Linked DNA regions of Homo sapiens: regions 1, 3, 4 and 5 are each linked to region 2. The links are chromatin loops, found by intact Hi-C in ENCODE. Cell type or tissue: PC-9. All regions are shown on one strand.

Evidence for each region. Peaks named below come from ENCODE experiments on the same cell type or tissue, not always from the same donor. Only the 100,000 strongest peaks of a DNase experiment are listed, where the experiment ranks them.
Region 1: a loop joins it to region 2, with 9 times the contacts of the local background. A loop is called at or near these places in 3 of 110 quality-filtered maps.
Region 3: it touches region 2 in a loop (18-fold over the local background); 28 of 110 quality-filtered maps call a loop at or near these places.
Region 4: a loop joins it to region 2, with 9 times the contacts of the local background. A loop is called at or near these places in 4 of 110 quality-filtered maps.
Region 5: it touches region 2 in a loop (11-fold over the local background); 12 of 110 quality-filtered maps call a loop at or near these places.

What each region holds. Positions count from the first base shown.
Region 1 is chr6:106,333,016-106,337,015 of GRCh38, reverse strand. No RefSeq gene overlaps it. Among named protein-coding and RNA genes, the nearest start is that of ATG5, 9.3 kb to the right of the region's middle. In PC-9, CTCF peaks have their summits at 1,614 and 1,817; a DNase peak (open chromatin) is centred at 1,785.
Region 2 is chr6:107,673,783-107,677,782 of GRCh38, reverse strand. LOC124901367 (a long non-coding RNA gene) reads right to left here and starts at 2,912. Exons shown (of 2, transcript XR_007059694.1): 1 at 1,422-2,912. RefSeq lists enhancers at 2,162-2,361, 1,895-2,475, 2,476-3,057, 3,955-4,000. In PC-9, CTCF peaks have their summits at 2,161 and 2,365; DNase peaks (open chromatin) are centred at 2,262 and 2,552; H3K4me3 peaks cover 420 bases.
Region 3 is chr6:107,316,285-107,320,284 of GRCh38, reverse strand. All of the region lies in intron 2 of PDSS2 (decaprenyl diphosphate synthase subunit 2), which reads left to right. Among named protein-coding and RNA genes, the nearest start is that of PDSS2, 140 kb to the left of the region's middle. In PC-9, a CTCF peak has its summit at 1,946 (motif pointing left); no DNase peak of the experiment used is centred here.
Region 4 is chr6:107,176,820-107,180,819 of GRCh38, reverse strand. All of the region lies in intron 7 of PDSS2 (decaprenyl diphosphate synthase subunit 2), which reads left to right. Among named protein-coding and RNA genes, the nearest start is that of BEND3, 63 kb to the right of the region's middle. In PC-9, CTCF peaks have their summits at 1,325 and 1,634; no DNase peak of the experiment used is centred here.
Region 5 is chr6:107,130,413-107,134,412 of GRCh38, reverse strand. It overlaps the pseudogene RNU6-1299P. Among named protein-coding and RNA genes, the nearest start is that of BEND3, 17 kb to the right of the region's middle. In PC-9, CTCF peaks have their summits at 1,635 and 1,837 (motif pointing left); a DNase peak (open chromatin) is centred at 1,882.

The DNA.
Region 1 (4,000 bases), 1.3 Mb after region 2:
AAAAGTGCCATTTTAGTCAAGACTTTTGCTCCTTCTGAGCTTTTATGACACTTTTTCCCTTGACCACTCCTGCCTTGTGCTTTGCTACATCTCTTGTATAATGCTCTGTTTCCCAGTTTAGGTTGTAAGCAATTCCAAGGCAGATCTGTGACTTAGATCCCTGTATATTTCCCCCCAGCCCTGGGGAAAGGACATTTCTAGCAGAATGAACATGGTAAGCAAAGGCACAGGGATGTGAGGACCGAGCTCAGAGAGAGACCAGGGAGCCAGACAGCTGACGAGAGAGGAGCTGGAAAAGTGGATTCGGGTTAGATTTGGATTTTGTTCTGTAGGCAGTGAAGATTTAGTTTTTATAAAAATAGGGCAGGGGCATAATCAGAACTGTGCTAAAGAAGATTACTCTGGCAGCAGGTTGTAAAATGGATTGGCACAGGGGAGGAGAGGCATACAGTCTAGTGAAGGACATAAAAACAGCAGCTCCTATTTATTGAGAGCTTACTATGTGCCAAGCACTGCGATAAACGTTTTATGTGCATCATTTCACTTAATCCTCACAAGTCCACGAGGCAGGTGCTATCATTTTCCTTATTTTAGCTTGAGGAAAATGGAAAAGTGGAGGCTTGGAAAAGTTACATAAGAGCTAAGTTCTTGTGCATGCGACCTGTTCAGTTGCACAAGGCCTGGCACCGGCTTTCATGCTCTGCTGTCTCCATCTTGAGATTCTTAATTTTTAAACAAAGGGCCCTCGTTTTCATTTTGCCCTGGGCATCAGAAATTATGTAGCCAGTCCTGGTTAACTCATTTGTCTGTGGCCATATAGGTAATAGATGTCAGAGCAAGAATTTAAGAGTTCATATCTCAACCACTCTGCTCTGCTGCACAAGCCGATGATCCAAATCAAACCAATGAGAGAATGTGAGGGAAAGGGGATGGATTTGAAAGAGAATATGAGGCTGGGCGCGATGGCTCACGCCTGTAATCCCAGCACTTTGGGAGGCCGAGGAGGGCGGATCACGAGGTCAGGAGTTTGAGACCATCCTGGCTAACACAGTGAAACCCCGTCTCTACTAAAAATACAAAAAAAAATTAGCCGGGCGTGGTGATGGGCGCCTGTAGTCCCAGCTACTTGGGAGGCTGAGGCAGGAGAATGGCATGAACCTGGGAGGTGGAGCTTGCAGTGAGCCAAGATCGCGCCACTGCACTCCAGCCTGGGCAACAGAGTGAGACTCTGTCTCAAAAAAAAAAAAAAAAAAAAAAAGAGAATGTGAGTTAATATTCACAAGGTTTAGAAGCCTTTTTTTTTTGGAAATTAAAATAATTTTGTTGTGAGAACGTTTTTAGGATTTCACAAGATCTTTTACAATAACCAGATGTTTCCTACTGGGAAACACTATCTTTACATCTTTTTTTTTTTTTTTTTTTTTTTTTTTTTTTTTTTTTTTTTTTTTTTTTTTTTAGCAGAGTCTAGCTCTGTTGCCCAGGCTGGAGTCCAGTGATGCGATCTCAGCTTACTGCAACCTCTGCCTCCAGGGTTCAAGCAATTCTCCTACCTCAGCCTCCTGAGTAGCTGGGATTACAGGCACACACCACAATGCCCAGCTAATTTGTTTATTTGTAGAGACAGGGTTTTGCCATGTTGGCCAGGCTGCTCTCAAACTCCTGACCTCATGTGATCCACCTGCCTGGGCCTCCCAAAGTGCTGGAATTACATGCGTGAGCCACCGCACCTGGCCTATCTTTACCTCATTGAGGGTGCTGTTGGCTGGCCTTGCTGGCTGGGGAGCTCTGAGCTTTACCTCTGGTAGACAGTGACACCTGTTGACAACAACGCATTATTGCAAGAATCTATTTTACTATTTTAGAAATCAGGCTATTTTTATTTTTACTTTTTTTTTTTAAAGACTTGTCCTTCAGTTTTACACTTCCCAGATTATTTTTCTTTCTGATGTTCATTGAAAAAAACAGACTGAAAAACTGCCTGGCTGATTCATCCTAGACTTTATTAAGAGTTTTTTTTGTTTTTTTTTTTAAGAGACAGTGTCCCACTCTGTTGCCCAGGGTGGAGTGCAGTGGTGCAATCATAGCTCACTGTAGCCACAGACTCCTGGGCTCAAGGAATCTTCCCACTTCGGCCTCCTGAGTATCTAGGATTACAGGCAGGCACCATCATGCCCAGCTAATTTTAAAAATGTTTTGTAGTGATGGGATCTCATTGTGTTGACAAGGCTGGTATCAAACTCCTGATCTCAAGCAATTCTTCTGCCTTGGCCTTTCAAAGTACTGGGACTACAAGCGTGAGCCACCATACTGAGCCTGGAGCTTTTTACAGAAAAAAATTCATATGGAAACAGTAAAAAAATCTGATACAAAGATTTTTTTAAGACAATATTAATTTATAGGATGAAAAATTAGAACACAAATCCATAATAGTTATGAGTGTAGGCCAGGCACGGTGGCTCACGCCTGTAATCGTAGTCCTTTGGGAGGCCAAGGCGGGCGGATCACCAGGTCAGGAGATCGAGACCATCCTGGCTAGCATGGTGAAACCCCGTCTCTACTAAAAATACAAAAAATTAGCTGGGTATGGTGGCGGGCGCATGTAGTCCCAGCTACTCCGGAGGCTGAGGCAGAAGAATGGCATGAACCCGGAAGGCGGAGCTTGCAGTGAGCCGAGATCGCGCCACTGCACTCCAGCCTGGGCGACAGAGCGAGACTCCGTCTCAAAAAAAAAAAAAAAAAATAGTTTTGAGTGTATACGTATCTCTAAATAATATTTGGCATATTTCTTTAATTTAACCCTGTGGAATCCATCTGTGTAGACAGGTAGAGAAGATTCAGTAACTGGAGTTATACATATAGTGTCTTATAACACGCTATTTTTCAATGGAACCCTACATTTTATCTGTAACGGTGATAGAATTGCATACGGTGTTGTAGAGTTCACACGGTAGTCACAGAAAAGCTGCTCCAAATTGTGATTTTTAAAATATATACCGGCGTACCTTCAAGATATTGAGGGTTTGGTTTCAGACCATTGCAATAAAATAAAGAGTGCTAAAAAGTAACACAATTCTTTTGGTTTTCCAATGCGTATAAAAATTAATGTTTATATTATAGGTACTATAAGGTAGTCTATTTAGAGTGCAATAGTATTGTCTAAAAAACAAATGTATATACCTTAATTTAAAAATGGTTTAGCCAGGGATGGTGGCTCACACCTGTAATCCCAACACTTTGGGAGTCTGAGGTGGGAGGATTGCTTGAATCCAGGAGTTCAAGACCAGCCTGAGCCACATAGCAAGACCCCATATCTACAAAAAAATTAAAAGTTAGCCAAGCATAGTGGCATGTCCTTGTGGTCCCAGCTACTTGGAAGGCTAAGGCAGGAGGATCGCTTGAGCCTGGGAGATCAAGGCTACAGTGAGCCATGATTATGCCACTGCACTCCAGCCTAGGCGACAGAGTGAGACCCTGTCTCAAAAAATATATATACTTTATTGCTAAAAATTGCTAACCATCATCTGAGCCTTCAGTAAGTGGTAATCTTTTTGCTGTTAGAGGGTCTTGCCTCAATGCTGATGGTTGCTGACTGATCTGGGTGGTGATTGCTGAAAGTTGGGGTGGCTGCAACAATTTCTTAAAATAAGACAATGAAGATTACCACAGTAATTGGCTCTTCATAAAAGATTTCTCTGTAGCATGTGATGCTGTTTGATAGCATTTTACTCACACTAGAACTTCTTTCAAAATTAGGGTCAATCCTTTCAAACTCTGTTGCTGCTTTATCAGCTAAGTTTATGGAATATTCTACATCCTTGGTTGTCATTTCAACGGTGTTCACAGTATCTTCACCAGGAGTAGATTCTATCTCAAGAAACCATTTTCTTTGTTCACCCATAAGATGTAGCTCCTCATCTGTTAAAATTTTACAATGAGATTGCAGTAATTCAGTCACATCTTCAGGCTCACTTCTAGTTACAGTTATTGCTATTTCTACCAC
Region 2 (4,000 bases):
GAAGGACACTGCTCTGATATTATTCCCAAAAAACCATAAACACATTCTATTCATGAGAAAAACATCAGGCAAACTCAAAATTGAGAAACATTCCATAAAATACCTAACCAATATGCCTCAAAAGTGTCAAGGTCATGAAAAAGAAAGAAGGAAAAACTGTCATAGACCAGGGGAGACTAAGAAGATATGATGACTAAACAGAATGGGATATCCTAGATGGGATCCTGGGGCAGAAAAGGAACATTAGCGGAAGAACTAGTGAAATCTGAATAAACTCTAGAGTTTAGTGAATATTGATACATCAGTTTTGGTTTCTTAGTTTTGACATGGGTACCATGTTCTATAATTGTTAACAATGGAGGACACTGGGTGAGGGGTCTATGGCAACTCTATGTACTATCTTTGCAAGTTCTTAAAATAAATTTAAAATTATTTAAAAATAAAACATTTATGCCAAAAAATTTCCCTTGAAGTCAGGACAAGTAGGATGACCTCAAGATGCTAACTGACAGTGTAACAAAACAAAAAGAAACAAAATATATCAGGATTAAAAAGGAAAAGCTGAAATGTGCATTATTCAATATCATTGTTTACACAGAAAATCCAAAACAATAAACAAACCATTAGAACTGATAAGGCTTCAGTCAATTTCTATCAACACACACACACACACACACACACACACACACACAAATATTTACCTACATAACAGCAACAATAACAAAATGTATTTTTAAAGATTCCATTACAATAGCATGAAAAAGCTTATAATTTATCTAGAAATTAATTGAACATAAGATGCCCAAAGCCTTTACACAGAAACTTAAAAGGTTTCTTTGAAACACACAAAAAAGAAATCGAATAAACGGAAAGATACACCATGTTCATGGATGGAAAAACTTTATATCACAAAGATGACACTTTTCCACAAATTAATATAAACAGTAAAATTACAATCAAAATCCCATCAGAGTTTTTCATAATATACTTTCCAGGTAGTTTATTTCCACCAAGAAACAGGCCACATGAAAAGCTCCACAGAGCAATGACCAGTAGCAGCAGCCTCATCTCTTCTTTGCCAACATCCCAGCATGATGGGGCCTGTGCCTTAGTCCCCACTCACTCCAAAGGTGATGAGTGGGATGAATTTCAAAGCCAGGTGAGTTCTATTTTTTTTTTTTTTTAAAGCAGAGCAATGGAGAAAATTGGTTCCTGCTACTTCTATTGCTCAGGGACCAAAGCCTCTTCCTCTCTGGGATCTGTCCAGCCAGGACATAATAAATAACCCCACCAGTGGAAAAAACACTTTCATTTGATTCCATGAGTTTATAAATCAGTATGTTACTCAGTTATCCCCTGACTTCATCTAATATTTTTCTCCATCACTCCAGGGGGGATAGTGTCCGGCAGGAAAAACTTACATTCTGAAATGTGTGTTTCATCTTCTTCCAGTATGGAAAAGCGGGCTCAGTGAAGAGGGAAGAGCGAGCATCCACTGCCAGCTTTCCAGTTGGACACGAGCCATGCAAAGGCATCCAGGAAGAATCTAGTTGGAAGATGACTCTATCAGGCTGGATCGGAACTTGATGGCTGGCAGCTCACACGGAGACTGCACATGACCCGCTCGGAAGAGTCAGCCATCCGTTTGTGCTTCAGTGTCTGTTCCTCTAGTCAGAAGGAAGCTCTAGGACACAGCTTGGGCCAAAAGATAAGCCCCAACAATCGCACCCACGTGTGTATAGTACCTCATAGTTTGCAAATTACCTGATCTCATTTGACCCACATAAGAAGCCTGTGGATATCGTCGTTTGAAAGATGGGAAACATGCTATTTTACAGATGGGGATGCAAACCCAGACTTCAAATTCACACCTAGCGCGCAGGCAAGCCAGAACTCATATCCAATTTTTTAAAAAGGAGTGTCCTGAACTACTCCGTCTTCATACACCTCCTACATCATTGCTTTGTGTGGTGTTATCCCCAAATCTCCACCTGCATCCAGCTCTTCAAGCTGCAGTTCAGGCTTGGTTGAGGTGTCCGGCGGCGGCAATTTTACCCAACTGAAAGCAGAGAGAGGCATGTGGCTGGTCCGCAGGCAAGGCAGAGAGGGGTCTTTTGGTATCGTAATCATCAGGCCCCCACTAATAAGAAAAGCAGTCTCTGCAAACTAGGAACTTCAAAGAGCAACCAGCAACACCCTCTCAGCGTGCTGCGGCTCCTCCTGGGCCTGCTCGCAGAGCCATCCCCTGGCCAGCCCGCTGCTGACACCTTGTGGCCGACAAACAGAGTTCTTGCCCATTTCCTCTCAGAATTACGTCAAGCAAGGTGGCTGAGTGCTAGGAACCAGGCCCACCTCCTATTGTTCTTCCCGGGTTCCCCGACAGCCCCCTCCTCGGACGCCCAGGGCTTCAGGGTGGCTTAGTGTCAGGGCTGCTTAGGGGCCTGTGTGACCCTCAGTGGATGTCCGCTGAGTTTCCTCAGGACCCAGGCTGCCCAGCCCCTGCCAAGCCACGGTGGCAGTCACAGGGCCCTCTAGGTGGCACCTGCTGCCCAAGGCAGGAACCAGCACACACAATGCTCACCAAAAGACTGGCAGGTGAAATAAGGTTTTGCTCATAAAAGCGGGCATGAGCCAGATGCCTGAACATTGTTCTACTTTGGGGCCCTATATCTGCCACCATAAAGTGTGGGTGTCAGAGGGGTCAGAGGACACCCTGCTGGAAATAGAGCTTGTGGCAAACAGCCTCTGGGGACAGCCATTGAGGCAAATGACACCTTGGAGGCATAAATCACCCTAGGGACTTGTTCTGTTGTCAGTGGAAAAACAATTCAAATTCTAAGGAGACACTAATGGCAGCAGAGGGAGAGGGTGCCCCGTGTCTGCATGCCTACGCTTTGAGAAAAGGGATCTAACTAAATAGTAGAGAGTCTTGTTACTATTTTTTTTTTTAATTAAAAAAAATTTTTGAGACAAGACCCAGCTCTATCATCCAGGCTGGAGTGCAGTGGCACAATCTCGGCTCACTGCAACCTCCGCCTCCCAGGCTCAAGTGATCCTCCCACCTTAGCCTCCCGACAGCTAGGATTACAGATGTGAGACACCGTGCCCAGCTAATTTTTGTATTTTTTGTAGAGATGGGGTTTCACCATGTTGTCCAGCTTGGTCTTAAACTCTTGACCTCAAGGGATCTGCCCACCTCAGCCTCCCAAAGTGCTAGGATTACAGGTGTGAGCCACCATGTTAAGCCTTGTTATTATTTTAAAATGTGGTATTCAATGATTTTCGTTCAAGGCATTGTTAATATTCCAAACAATGATCATCACTGTGACTGTGATGAGCTTAATTAGATTAATAAAAATTTAAGATAGTTCTATCTGAAAGCACCAGGATCTCCCATTACATTGAGTAGTCAAGAGTCTGAAAGCAGCCCTCTGTTAATTAATCTCCAGCCCTCTGTTTCCCCACCTATAAAATGTTTGAACAAATTTGTATTTCTCGAAGTGTGGTTTGTGAACATGAATGCCTCAGAATCACACAGTCTTATTAAAAGATGCAGATTATAAGATCACTAATCTGAGGTCTGGGGATCTGCAATTTAACCCATTCTTCAAGTAATTCTTATGCACACGTATTTGAGAATCATTAAAGTGATGCAGGGCCTAAGATCTATTGAGACCTATTATGCACCAGGCACTGACAAGAGGTCTTTTCTCTTGAAGAGCCCACAGTCTTGTTGAGAAGATAGACAAGTGAATAAAAAGGTCCAGTAACTTACAAATGCTGTGAGGGAAAGGAGGAGAGAGTGGGTGACTGCCTGGGGGCATCATCTCTTCTGCTACCATTCCAATGTTTGTCTCCTCAAAACTCATGTTGAAATTCATGCCCCAATATAACAGCACTGTGAGGTGTGGCCTTTGAGAGCTGATTGGGTGGTGAGCGCTCTGCCCTCATGAATGGACTAATGGTCATCACAGGAGTAGGTCAGTTATCGCAAGAGCCA
Region 3 (4,000 bases), 360 kb after region 2:
TTGCAAATAATGATGTAATGGATTTTTTTGAGGCTGTACGTGAGAACCAACAAACTGCGACGCAAAACAAGTTTCCACCCCTTTTTTCCAAAGCTATAGTTAATCACTTGAACACTATCCAATATAGTAGAAAGCTGGCAGACTTTTCTTTGCAGCAGGCTATGTAAAAATGTTTATAATTTACAGCTTATTATGCCATGCAAACGACTGTGTTCCCAATGAAGGCGAGTGAGAAAATATGGCTGTTAAATTACTTAACTCCTCTTTGTTACTTGTTTTCTGGCAACAGTGGAAGGATACTTTGCACTTAAAATGCATTTCTGTATTTAATTTTATACCATTCAACTCAGAACTTTAAAAAATAGGGATTTGCTTTTTTATCTCTCTCTATAGATAGACCAGACCAATTTAAATTTAACAAAAACAGTAAGCTGAAAAATCAGAATTGTCAGGGAATGAAAATGTAATAATACAAAATTATTAGGGTTTAATTCAATTTAGGGCTTTAACTTTGCAAAACCTTTGTTACTGACACGTCTGCAACGGTTTATAGGCAGCTTGTTATTTTCAAAGGTACTTTATGCAAACTTTGTTTTATATTGTCTGCAGCGCTTTGGCTGAAAGTTGATCTTCCTCAAAAACAATTAGAGGGGTAGGCAAGGTAACTTGGACCTCTCTGTTATCTGTTGAATATATTCATCCATTTTAGGTCTTTCCTTAGCATTTTCTAATTTTATCAATGCCCTTATTAAATTCATAAGGCCCCTAACGTCAGGTACCACGTTGTCTTTTGTGGTTGCCATTCTTTCTGTGCCTGGTATACTACTACAAGTTTATAGTCAATCAGAACACCCCAGATCATGACCTCTATTTGCGTGGGAACGTAGCAAAAGCTGGTTTTTAGGTACTGTACCTTCAATGAAGGAAGTTCTGAGGAAGGCAAGTAAAAACACTACAGCTGGTGTTTAAAAGTTTATATAGTGTGTTTTCCTTCTAATTCTTCAGCTTTAAATGTGGGGAGTAGGGGAAACTTTCTATTTGGTTTACACTCCCTGAAGGTATAAGAGAAGAAACATTTATATTTAAATATTTAAAACATTCAAAAAACATGTTTAATTTTTCCACTTTCCGATTTTAGAATTAATTTAGAAACCAGGGACTCTGTAGTACTTGACCAGTTCTTAGTAATTGCACATTCTTTTTTCCATAGCACAAATAATCAGATACTGAGTGTGTGTGTAGTGTGTGTGTGTGTGTATGTGTGTGTGTGTGTGTGTATATATATATATTTTCTTTTTTAACATAGTCTCACTCTGTCACCCAGGCTGGAGTGCAATGGCACAATCTCGGCTCACTGCAACCTCTGTCTCCTGGGTTCAAGTGATTCTCCTGCCTCAGCCTCCCAAGTAGCTGGGATTACAGGCGCCTGCCACCAGGCCCAGCTAATTTTTTGTGTTTTTAGTAGAGATGGGGTTTCACCATGTTGCCTAGGCTGGTTTTGAACTCCTGAGCTCAGGCAATCCACCCACCTTGGCCTCCCAAAGTGCTGAGAATTACAGGCGTGAGCCACCGTGCCCGGCCGATGAACTGAGTATATTTAAATGGGAATTTTTGTGCACCTGCAACTCATGTTTTTAAGAAATAATGGATTGCTAGCTATCTCAGAGAAAATAAGATTATGTCACTATCAAGGCATTATCATTTTTATTGTCTTCTTCAGGGAACTTTTTGGTATATAAGGAAAATTTTTTCATTTTCTACTTCAGATCTTTTTTTTTTAAGCTAACCATTACAACAGACTTATAGGTCATCTCTGATTGTGTCAAAGTAAAAAATTGAATAAAACAATTTGTTCTGTTTTCATAGTTGCTTCTTTTTTGAGTAAACAGAGACCTGGGATCTTCTGGAGCTCAGCCCTCTGGGTGGGAGGATGGGTGCCTAGCACTGCTCTCCGCTGACCTCTTCTGGTCTCCTGTTAGAGCTGTTGTTGAAGTAGATAGCTACTTCCTCTTAGACTGCCTTGGTGAAAGAAGCGGGGCGGTCAAGGAGAAGTGGAGGGAAATTAGCCAGTATATACTTCATTATGATAACCTCCCCACCTGTTTACCGCTCAGGATTCCTTTTGTTATTCTCCCACCCCTGTTTAAAAAAGCGTCTTTACCAGGCACTTTATATATAAAATCATCATTATATGATTTTCCATTTTATTAGATACACTTGTAACTGCCAATCTGAGCTTCTGATGACCACAAGATAACCACTGTCGCATCTTATTAATGAGTACAAAATTAAAGAAAATTAAAAATTTTGTTAACAGATGTTACTTTATCTGGGGGGAGGGGGAATACATTGCTTTCCTTCGACATTTTGGAAAGGGAAAATTACTCACCTCTGTGAAGAACTTGTTACCTACTGTAAATAACCCTTAAAGATCTGCGTACCCCAAACTGGGGACCACTAATCTAACAGTACCATCAAGCAGTAAAGTGCTCACATTATTTTTTGCTGTAGAAATGGTGACCATTACTAATTTGGTGCCATTTTCAAACGGTAAAAGGTGATCTGCATGTTATTGTTATAAATTATGAATATTATATTGGGAGCTTTTATTTTTATCCATAGAATAAGGAGTTGGAGATGTAACCCAAAGCCCTGATGGTGTCCAGTGACAGAATTCCACTTTGTTCCTAAAACTGGGAGGTCAGGCACGGTTGTAATCTATATGCTGTCTTTGCAGAACACATGGTCATCAAACCTAAAATTCAGACAGCTTTACATTTTGAGATAAAATAGGCTCATCACATACAGAAGAAGCCTTTATTTCTGGGAGCTACATTAAAGTCTGTAGTTCATACTATTCCCTCATCACTCTGGGGCTCTCCCTGGCCCCCTCCCATTTTGTGCCCTCTCAGTTTATCACACTTCATCTCTTGTCACACCTTTGTCTCATGTTTCCTCCACATCTGGTTGTGCTTTTTTTCTGTTATTACTGAACATCATCTAATAATACCTAAACCATTTAAACCCTCTGGAATAGGGCAGAGGTGAGAGCAAATGAATAAACTGAAGATCTTAGAGCAGTGGAAAGAAAGAGACGCACTGACAAAATGGCTGCTCTGACACTGCTGCGAGGTGCCGTGGAGGAGAGGTTGGCCATACTCCTCTGTCTCCACTCTCAGCAGGCTCGTTCTTGGTTTGTTCCTTGAGATTCATAATTACATGTAGTATTGAAATGAACGTAGAGCAGTAGTGACCAGCATGGGGCCTAGTTGCTTTTACTTTTTCTGCAGTTCAACAATATAACTTGTTTTTGTATTATGATTGACATCTTATGATTATCTGTACCTTTTGTGACGTCTGGTTACCAGAAGCTTTTTCTGGTAGAAGAAAAGCAAAATTCAAAGCCAGGAATAATACTGCAACCATTTATACAAAGTTTTATGTGCACAATATGTGCAAAGCTATAGATGTAGTATATGTTTTGTTTTTTAAAAAAGCTTTGGAGTCTATACATTTTTTGTTCATTAAATGAAAAATGTTGGTAGGTTAAATACTGCTGAATTAAAACACTGTTGAGGAAGGGAGAACGGCAGTCACTTAAAAAGCTAAATCAGAGTAGATATATAGGGCCTGTTTAAAAAGGCCCAATATTCACGAAAAAAAGAAATCTGTTATACTAAAAGAGGAAAATGAGTATTACTATCATGCTGTCATGATGCTACTCTAAATGCCTCAAAACCACCTAACAATCCATTCAGGAATCTGCCATATTGTAGACCATAGCCATATATAATAGCTGTACTAGAATATAATGGCATTTACATTTAAAAAAAAAAGCAACCTTTTGTAAGTATCTGATTACACCTGAGCTATACTGGATACCATAGCAAAAGAATTAAACCAATCCGTCCTCTGCTGTCTAAAAGTTTATTATATTTTACAGATGTTTTGAGAGTAGACACACATACTAGACATATAAGATACCAGAAAAATTAAAGTG
Region 4 (4,000 bases), 500 kb after region 2:
GTAAAAGTTTACATTATTTAGCTCATAACAATATTTAGTGGGGCAGTCTCTCCCACTCTTCAATTTACCATTTTGTATTACTGACCCCTAAAAATTACATATCTACATAATATCTAATATTTATCAGGAAGCTAAGTCAGGCTTAGATCGTTGATGAAGACCAGTTCTTGACGGTAAGCATGGAATGGTGTCTTGAGTTTGCTCACCATTGCACCGTGAAAGCCTACTACAGCACCTGGTGCAGGATAGGTACCCAATAAATATTTGTTGACTGACTGTCGAATGAATGAATGAATGATGACCCAAGATACTGCGCGTTTTTGCCTAACCTCTGTTCTTCTAATTCATAAGGAATATTTAATTCCACCTTTGTTCCTCTTATATCCCCCCAAGTATATTTTTAATCAAATGATTACATCCTCAATGCCTCTCACCCCCTGGGTTGAGGCAGAGAGATTCAATTGGGGTAATCTTTTGAGTCTTATCTGGAAAGCTAACTAGAAATGCCCTTCAGGCTGGCTCTGCGGGTGGATGCTCTGCACTGTGGGATAGCTGGATTCAATTATTGCTCCCAGTTTGTGGTGTCAGAAGCCACCTGTGCACCAGGAGAGCCTGTATGTCTTTATGTCGAAGATAGAGCCCTCTGTCCCTATAGAAAAGCCTGTTTAGTCCATTAAAACTGTTTTAAAGTGGATCTGAAGGGAACACTATCTCTTTCCTTGTCATAAAATATAGTGGAGAGGCATGGGTTTCCCAAAATTATGGTTTTTGAGTGAAAAGAGAGGCACCTCTGTATAGATACTGAACGTAGTTTTAGTAAGTTAGAAGATATCGTTACCTAGATTCATATTTCCACAGTCATACACTAATCCTGCTGTCGGATTTTGTGTTGAATTAAGAATTTTTGTGATTTGAAGCTGTTTGAGCCATCAGAAAGCTGTAGTTGATTCAGTTGGTACATCTGAAGCCATTCCTCTATATTTCCTATGCAGTGTCTCCAAGCACTACTCAGCCTCCCCACTTACCACATCAGAGTATTGATCCCTGATAATGTACTTAACCATCTTTCCTGAAATAACAAGGTGGCTATGTCCCTCAGTTTTCAAACAGAATTACTTAGGTAACAGTAGAGATCATGGGACCTGCAGCATAGCTCAGTGAAGTGTGAAATGTTACTAAAGATTGTAGGTGAGTAGATTCTGTCCTTTTCCCCCGAGTCCTTGACATTCTGGCTTGATGAAAGATCTTAGCTAAGGCCGGATGCTGTGGCTCACTCCTGTAAGAAGGCCGAGGCGGGCGAATCACGAGGCCAGGAGTTTGAGACCAGCCTGACCAACATGGTGAAACCCCGTCTCTACTAAAAATACAATAATTAGCTAGGCGTAATGGCGGGCACCTATAATCCCAGCTATTCAGGAGGCAGAGGCAGGAGAATCGCTTGAACCCGGGAGGCAGAGGCAGCAGTGAGCTGAGATCACACCACTGCACTCCAGCCTGGGCAACAATGTGAAACTCCATCTAAAAAAAAAAAGAAGAAGAAGGATCTTAACTAAATCATAATAAAACCAAAGCTGTACCTCTGAAGATTGATTAGTGTGTAGCGCAATGGTGCCCCCTGTGGAAGATCTCCCTATCCTGGATCTAAGAAGATTATGCTAACCTGTATCTTTAATTGATTCCTAAGATTTGTGTGCAGCTGTCAGAAAAATGGGTAGACCTTTCTATGTGCTGTACTTTCTTTAAGATGCATGCCATTGTATGCGTGCTTTGCAGCGTACACTGTTTAAGACACACACTAAACACCTTAATCAAATGGTTCTATCGAATTCTGTGAATCCCCTCTTTTTATAGAGAAGAGCTCAAATAACCTAACAGTGTCCACACAATTATCTCACAGGGTCAAGATTCTACTCAGGTCTGCTGACTTCACAATGTGTATTCTCTTTTGTTATTTGTTTTTTTTAAGAGACAGGGTTTCACTATGTTGGCCAGGCTGGCCTCGAACTCCTGTCCTCAAGTGATCCGCCCACCTCAGCCTCCCAAAGTGCTGGGATTACAGATGTGAGCCACTTCGCCCAGCAGCAGTGTGTATTCTTTACCACCATCCTGCTTCTCAAAGTGCTTTAGACATACTACAAAAAGTTGTTGTTGTATTCAGGCTCTGATCTTGCAAGCATCCAGAAAACGGTGTGTATTAGTCTATAATCTAACATAATTCTGGTCTCAGAAATGTGATTGTCTAATAAATGACTGTGCTAGGATTTATGTTTGCTGAACCAGTGTAATAATTATTGTGACTTTAAGCTGATAAGCATGCTTCACTTTTGAAAAGAAAGTTTTATAGATAATAACCATTTAAAACAAACTCTGATCATCATTCTCTTGAAAGAGGCACAATCTAAGTTAACAAATACACCTTCCATAACACCATAGCGTAGAGACCTCCTACATTTGGAAGAGCTGTTAATCTTGCAGATATGATTACACTTACATGGCACAGAGTAAATATACATTCTTCACCTCATACATTGGCCCCCACACTGATGCAACCTACCTAGAAGACGTGGCTGAAGCCTACATTTATTTCATTAATAAATGTAGATAGAATTTCTCTGTCGTTTGAGGTGCTTTCTTGTGAAATTATAAATGTGTTTTAAACTCATCTTATATCAGGATGTATTTTAGGATGCTAGGAATCTAGGATCACATGGATGATGATAGTGGTAGTTTGGGGCAAGTGGTCCCTAGGTATCAGCATCCAAATACTAAAGCACATGAAAATTGGAACATGAGAAGGATATAAGAAATGTATAAGTAAGATAGGGATTCAAGTAAAATAACAGAAACCGAAACTCACTCTTAACATAGTTTATATATTCCTCAAATACCCCCAGGACTATTTGATTCCTACATGATGTGAATGCTCTCATCCCACAGTATTCTTTTTAATTAAATAACCAGCTTAGTATTTGTCATGAGATTACAGAGCTTACTATTTATTGATTCACTCCTAAAAAAGCTACAGGCAAGAGTGGCTCATTGCTGCAGTCTACAGCCTATGACATGTTTTGCTTGTTGAATTTCTATTACAGAGTTTGCTAAAAAGCTTTACAGTCCCAGTTTTGCTTTTGAATTTCAATGTGTAGAATTAAGTTTCTCTTTGGAATATGATACTAAAATTAAAAATTAACTTTGAATCAGAATATGGATAAATCCATGATTATTTATAAATCACCAAATATTCCTTTGGAAGACATGACAACCAAGAGGCAGTGATTGCTTTTCCTGTGAAATTAATCCTAAATGTAATATAATTCTATATTACTAACCTCAAATGCCAAACCTATCAAATGTTGATGCAAGTTTATAAATTAAGAATTACAGGCTGCGCATGGTGGCTCACGCCTGTAATCCCAGCAATTTGGGAAGCCAAGGCGGGCGGATCACCTGGGATCAGGAGTTTGAGTTTGAGACCAGCCTGACCAACATGGCAAAACCCCGTCTCTACTAAAAATACAAAAATTAGCCAGGCACAGTGGCACATGCCTGTAATCTCAGCTACTCGGGAGGCTGAGGCACAAGAATCACTTGAACCCGAGAGGCAGAGGTTGCAGTGAGCCAAGATTGCAACACTGCACTCCAGCCTGAGTGAGAGTGAGACCCTGTCTCCCAAAAAAAAAAAAAAAAAGAATTACATTACGTGTTTCAGCAGATACATGTAAAGAAAATAGAAAAAAAAAAAAGAATTACTTCGTCCATTTTGTCTCATTTAATTACATTTTGAGAGCAGGCATGTCTGCTCATACCCTGAAATGCAGGTTTTTTTGGTTTTTTTTTGAGACAGGGTCTCACTCTGTCATCCAAATTGACCTTCACTCCTTGACATAGCAAGCACTACTTTGTCTCAGTTCTTCTCTGCCATTCTGTCAACAATTAGGTCAATTTTAAGTGTACCAGTAAAATTATTTAAACTATATATAAATACCTCTAAACCATATAA
Region 5 (4,000 bases), 540 kb after region 2:
TTTTTTTTTTTTTTTTTGAGGCAGGGTATCAGTCTGTCTCCCAGGCTGGAGTGCAGTGGTGTGATCATGGCTCACTGCAGCCTCGACCTCCCAGGCTCAAGCAATCCTCCCACCTCAGCCTCCCGAGTAGCTGGGACTACAGGCACACACCACCACACCCAGCAAATTTTTGTAAGTTTTTGTAGAGAAGAGGTTTCGCCATGTTGCCCAGGCTGGTCTCAAATTCCTGGGCTAAAGCAGTCTTCTCACCTCAGCCTCCCAAAGTGCTAGGATTACGTGTGTGAGCCACCATGGCCAGCCTTCATTTTTTCTTTGTCTATTTTGGGTTTTTTTGAGAGAGTCTCACTCTGTTGCTCAGGCTAAAGTGCAATGGCATGATCATAGCTCACTACAGCCTTGACCTCTTGGGCTCAAGCAACCCTCACACCTCAGCCACCTGAGTAGCTGGGACTACAGGTATGTACGCCCATGCCCAGCTAATTTGTGTAATCTTTGTAGAGATGGGGTCTCACTTTATTGTCCAGGCAGGTCTTGAACTCCTGAGCTCAGGTGTTCCTCCAGCTTCAGCCTCCCAAAGTGCTGGTATTACAGGTGTGAGCCACCATGCCCAGCCTGAAAATTTCAGTAATATAATAAACTGGGCTGAGTGCGGTGGCTCACGCCTATAATACCAACACTTTGGGAGGCCGAGCAGTGTGGATTGTTTGGGGTCAGGAGTTTGAGACCAGCCTGGCCAACATGGCACCACTGCACTCCAGCCTGGTGACAGAACAAGACTTTGATTCAAAAACAACAACAAAAAAGAAAACAGGATGTTTAGCCGGGTGCGGTGGCTCATGCCTGTAATCCCAGCCCTTTGGGAGGCCGAGGTGGGTGGATCACCTGAGTTCGGGAGTTCGAGATGAGCCTGACCAACATGGAGAAACCCCGTCTCTACTAAAAAAAACCCCGTTTCTACTAAACGGGGTTTTAGTAGAAACCCCGTCTCTACTAAAAATAGAAAAAAAAAAAATAGCCAGGCAGTAGTGGTGCATGTCTGTAATCCCAGCTACTCGGGAGGCTGAGGAAGGAGAATTGCTTGAACCCGGGAGGCAGAGGTTGCAATGAGCCAAGATTGCACCACTGCACTCCAGTCTGGGTGACAGAGTGAGACCTGTCTCAAAAAATAAATAAACTCAAGCTATGAGGGGGGTGTGTGTGTGTGTGTGTGTGTGTGTGTGTTTATTGGTTTTCTTAATTTTTTTTTTTTTGCAAAGTTAAATAAAAGTGTCATCCTTGTGCAGAGGCCATGCTAATCTCTGCATCATTCCAGTTTTAGTATATGTGCTGCCAAAGCGAGCATTCTGTATATGTGTGTATAAATATTTTATATATATAATATGTATATGTATAATTAGCACAAAATAATTAGTACAATGTCTAATTTAATATTCTTTGGCCTTTAGTTTACTAAGAGAGTACTTTCATCAATTATTGGTTATAAATTAATACAGTAAATCCTATTGTAATTATAATTGTAATTGTAATTATAACTGAGATCCAAATAAATCAGTCATATGAAATGGAAGGTTACAATTTCTTGCAGGGTTAACAACAAAATGACCATTGTGGGTCAGTCTAGCTAGCTGTGAGGAATTTGGGAGCTAACTGCCCTATCTAAATTCATGCCAGGTCAGGCACAGCAGTTCAGGCTTGTAATCTCAGCACTTTGGGAGGCTGAGGCGGGTGGATCGCTTGAGCCCAGGGGTCTAAGACCAGCCTGGGCAGCATAACAATACCCTGTCTCTACCAAAAAATTTTTAAATAAATCAAAAATAAATTCATGCCAGACTCAGTTGTGATTTGATGCCACCTGGTGGTGGTGGTCGGCCCCAAGTTAAATATTAATGGGGACAATTTTTTTTTTTTTGGAGACGGAATTTCACTCTTGTTACCCAACCTGGAGTGCAATGGCGTGATCCCGGCTCACTGCAACCTCCACCTCCCAGGTTCAAGCGATTCTTCTGCCTCAGCCTCCCAAGTAGCTGGGATTACAGGCACGCACCACCAAGCTTGGCTAATTTTGTGGGGTTTTTTTAGTAGAGACAGGGTTTCTCCATGTTGGTCAGGCTAGTCTCAAACTCCCGAACTCAGGTGATCTACCCACCTCGGCCTCCCAAAGGGCTGGGATTACAGGCATGAGCCACCGCACCTGGCTAAACATCCTGTTTTCTTTGTTGTTGTTTTTGAATCAGAGTCTTGTTCTGTCACCAGGCTGGAGTGCAGTGGTGCGATCTCGGCTCACTGCAACCTCCGCCTACCCAGTTCAAGCGATTCTTCTGTCTCAGCCTCCAGAGTAGCTAGGACTACAGGCACACACCACCATGCCCAGGTAATTTTGTATTTTTAGTAGCGACAGGGTTTCACCATATTGGCCAGGCTGGTCTTGAACTCCTGACCTTGTGATCTGCTCTCCTCGGCCTCCCAAACTGCTGAGATTATAGGTGTGAGCCACCATGCCCGGCCTACTGGGGACAATTCTGAGTGCAGAAGCTGCAGGATAACATTAGCGATTTGGGAAATGTCCCAGTTAGTTGGCCAGATTCAGCTGGGAGAATAATTAGGACGAGATTTACCCCTCACCTCTTCTCTCTCTGAAACAAGTTCACATGCCTTTTCCCTATCTTTATGGCCTTGGCCTCCTCTCTAAGACCTCCCTCTACCTGCCCTGTTTAGGGGCTAGGCAGGGAATGGGAGCCAGCTGTCAATTCTGCATCATATCTAAAATTATATTTTTGGCCGGGCACGGTGGCTCACGCCTGTAATCCCAGCACTTTGGGAGGCCAAGGGGGGCAGATCACCTGAGGTTAGGAGTTCAAGACCAGCTTGGCCAAAATGGTGAAACCTGTCTCTACTAAAAAAACAAAAATTAGCTAGGCATGGTGCTGGGCACCTGCAGTCCCAGCTACTGGGGAGGCTGATGCAGGAGAATCACTTGAACCCAGGAGGCGGAGGTTATAGGGAGCCGAGATTGCACCACTGCTCTCCAGTCTGGCGACAGAGCAAGACTCCATCTCAAAAGAAAAAAAACAAATTTTATTTTTGGCCGGGTACAGTAGCTCATGCGTGTAATCCCAGCACTTTGAAAGGCCAAGGTAGGGGTATCACTTGAACCCAGGAGTTTGAGACCAGCCTGGGCAACATAGTGAGACTGTCTCTACAAAAAATCAAAAAATTAGCCAGGCATGGCGGTGTGTGCCTATAGTCCCAGCTACTCAGGAGGCTGAGGTGGGAGTATCATTTGAGCCCAGGAGGTGAAGCTGTAGTGAGCCATGATCACACCACCATACTCCAGCCTGGGTGACAGAGCAAGACACGGTCTCAAAAATAAATAAATAAAATGAAATCATATTTTTGATGAGGGCATTATCATGGGGTTTTATTGTGCTTATCAAGGAGCTCTTGAATGCTTAGAATATAGTAGCACTGTATTTTTTATTTTAGAGCTTTTGTGTACTCCATTTGTTTTGGTTGGCTATAAGAAGCCATTATTGGGCCGAGCACAGTGGCCAACACTTTGAAAGGCCAAGTTGGGCGGATCATTTGAGGGCAGGGGTTCAAGACCAGCCTGGCCAACATGATGAAACCCCGTCTCTACTAAAAATACAAAAATTAGCTGGGCATGGTGGCACGCTCCTGTAGTCCCAGCTACTCAGGAGGCTGAGGCAGGAGGAACACTTAAGCCCAGGAGACAGAGATTGCAGTGAGCCAAGATTACGCCACTGCACTCCAGTCTGGGCGACAGAGCAAGACTCTGTCTAAAAAAAAAAAAAAAAAAAAAGCCATTGTTAGGCTAAGACTAATTGAAATTCAAGCAGAAAAAAAAAAAAGGTAAACATGCAAAGGTGAGAAATCCATCCAGAGGCTGTTTACCCTATTGCATCAATGCCATGAAATTTTATTTTATTTTATTTATTTTTTTTTGAGATGGAGTCTCTCTCTGTCGCCCAGGCTGGAGTGC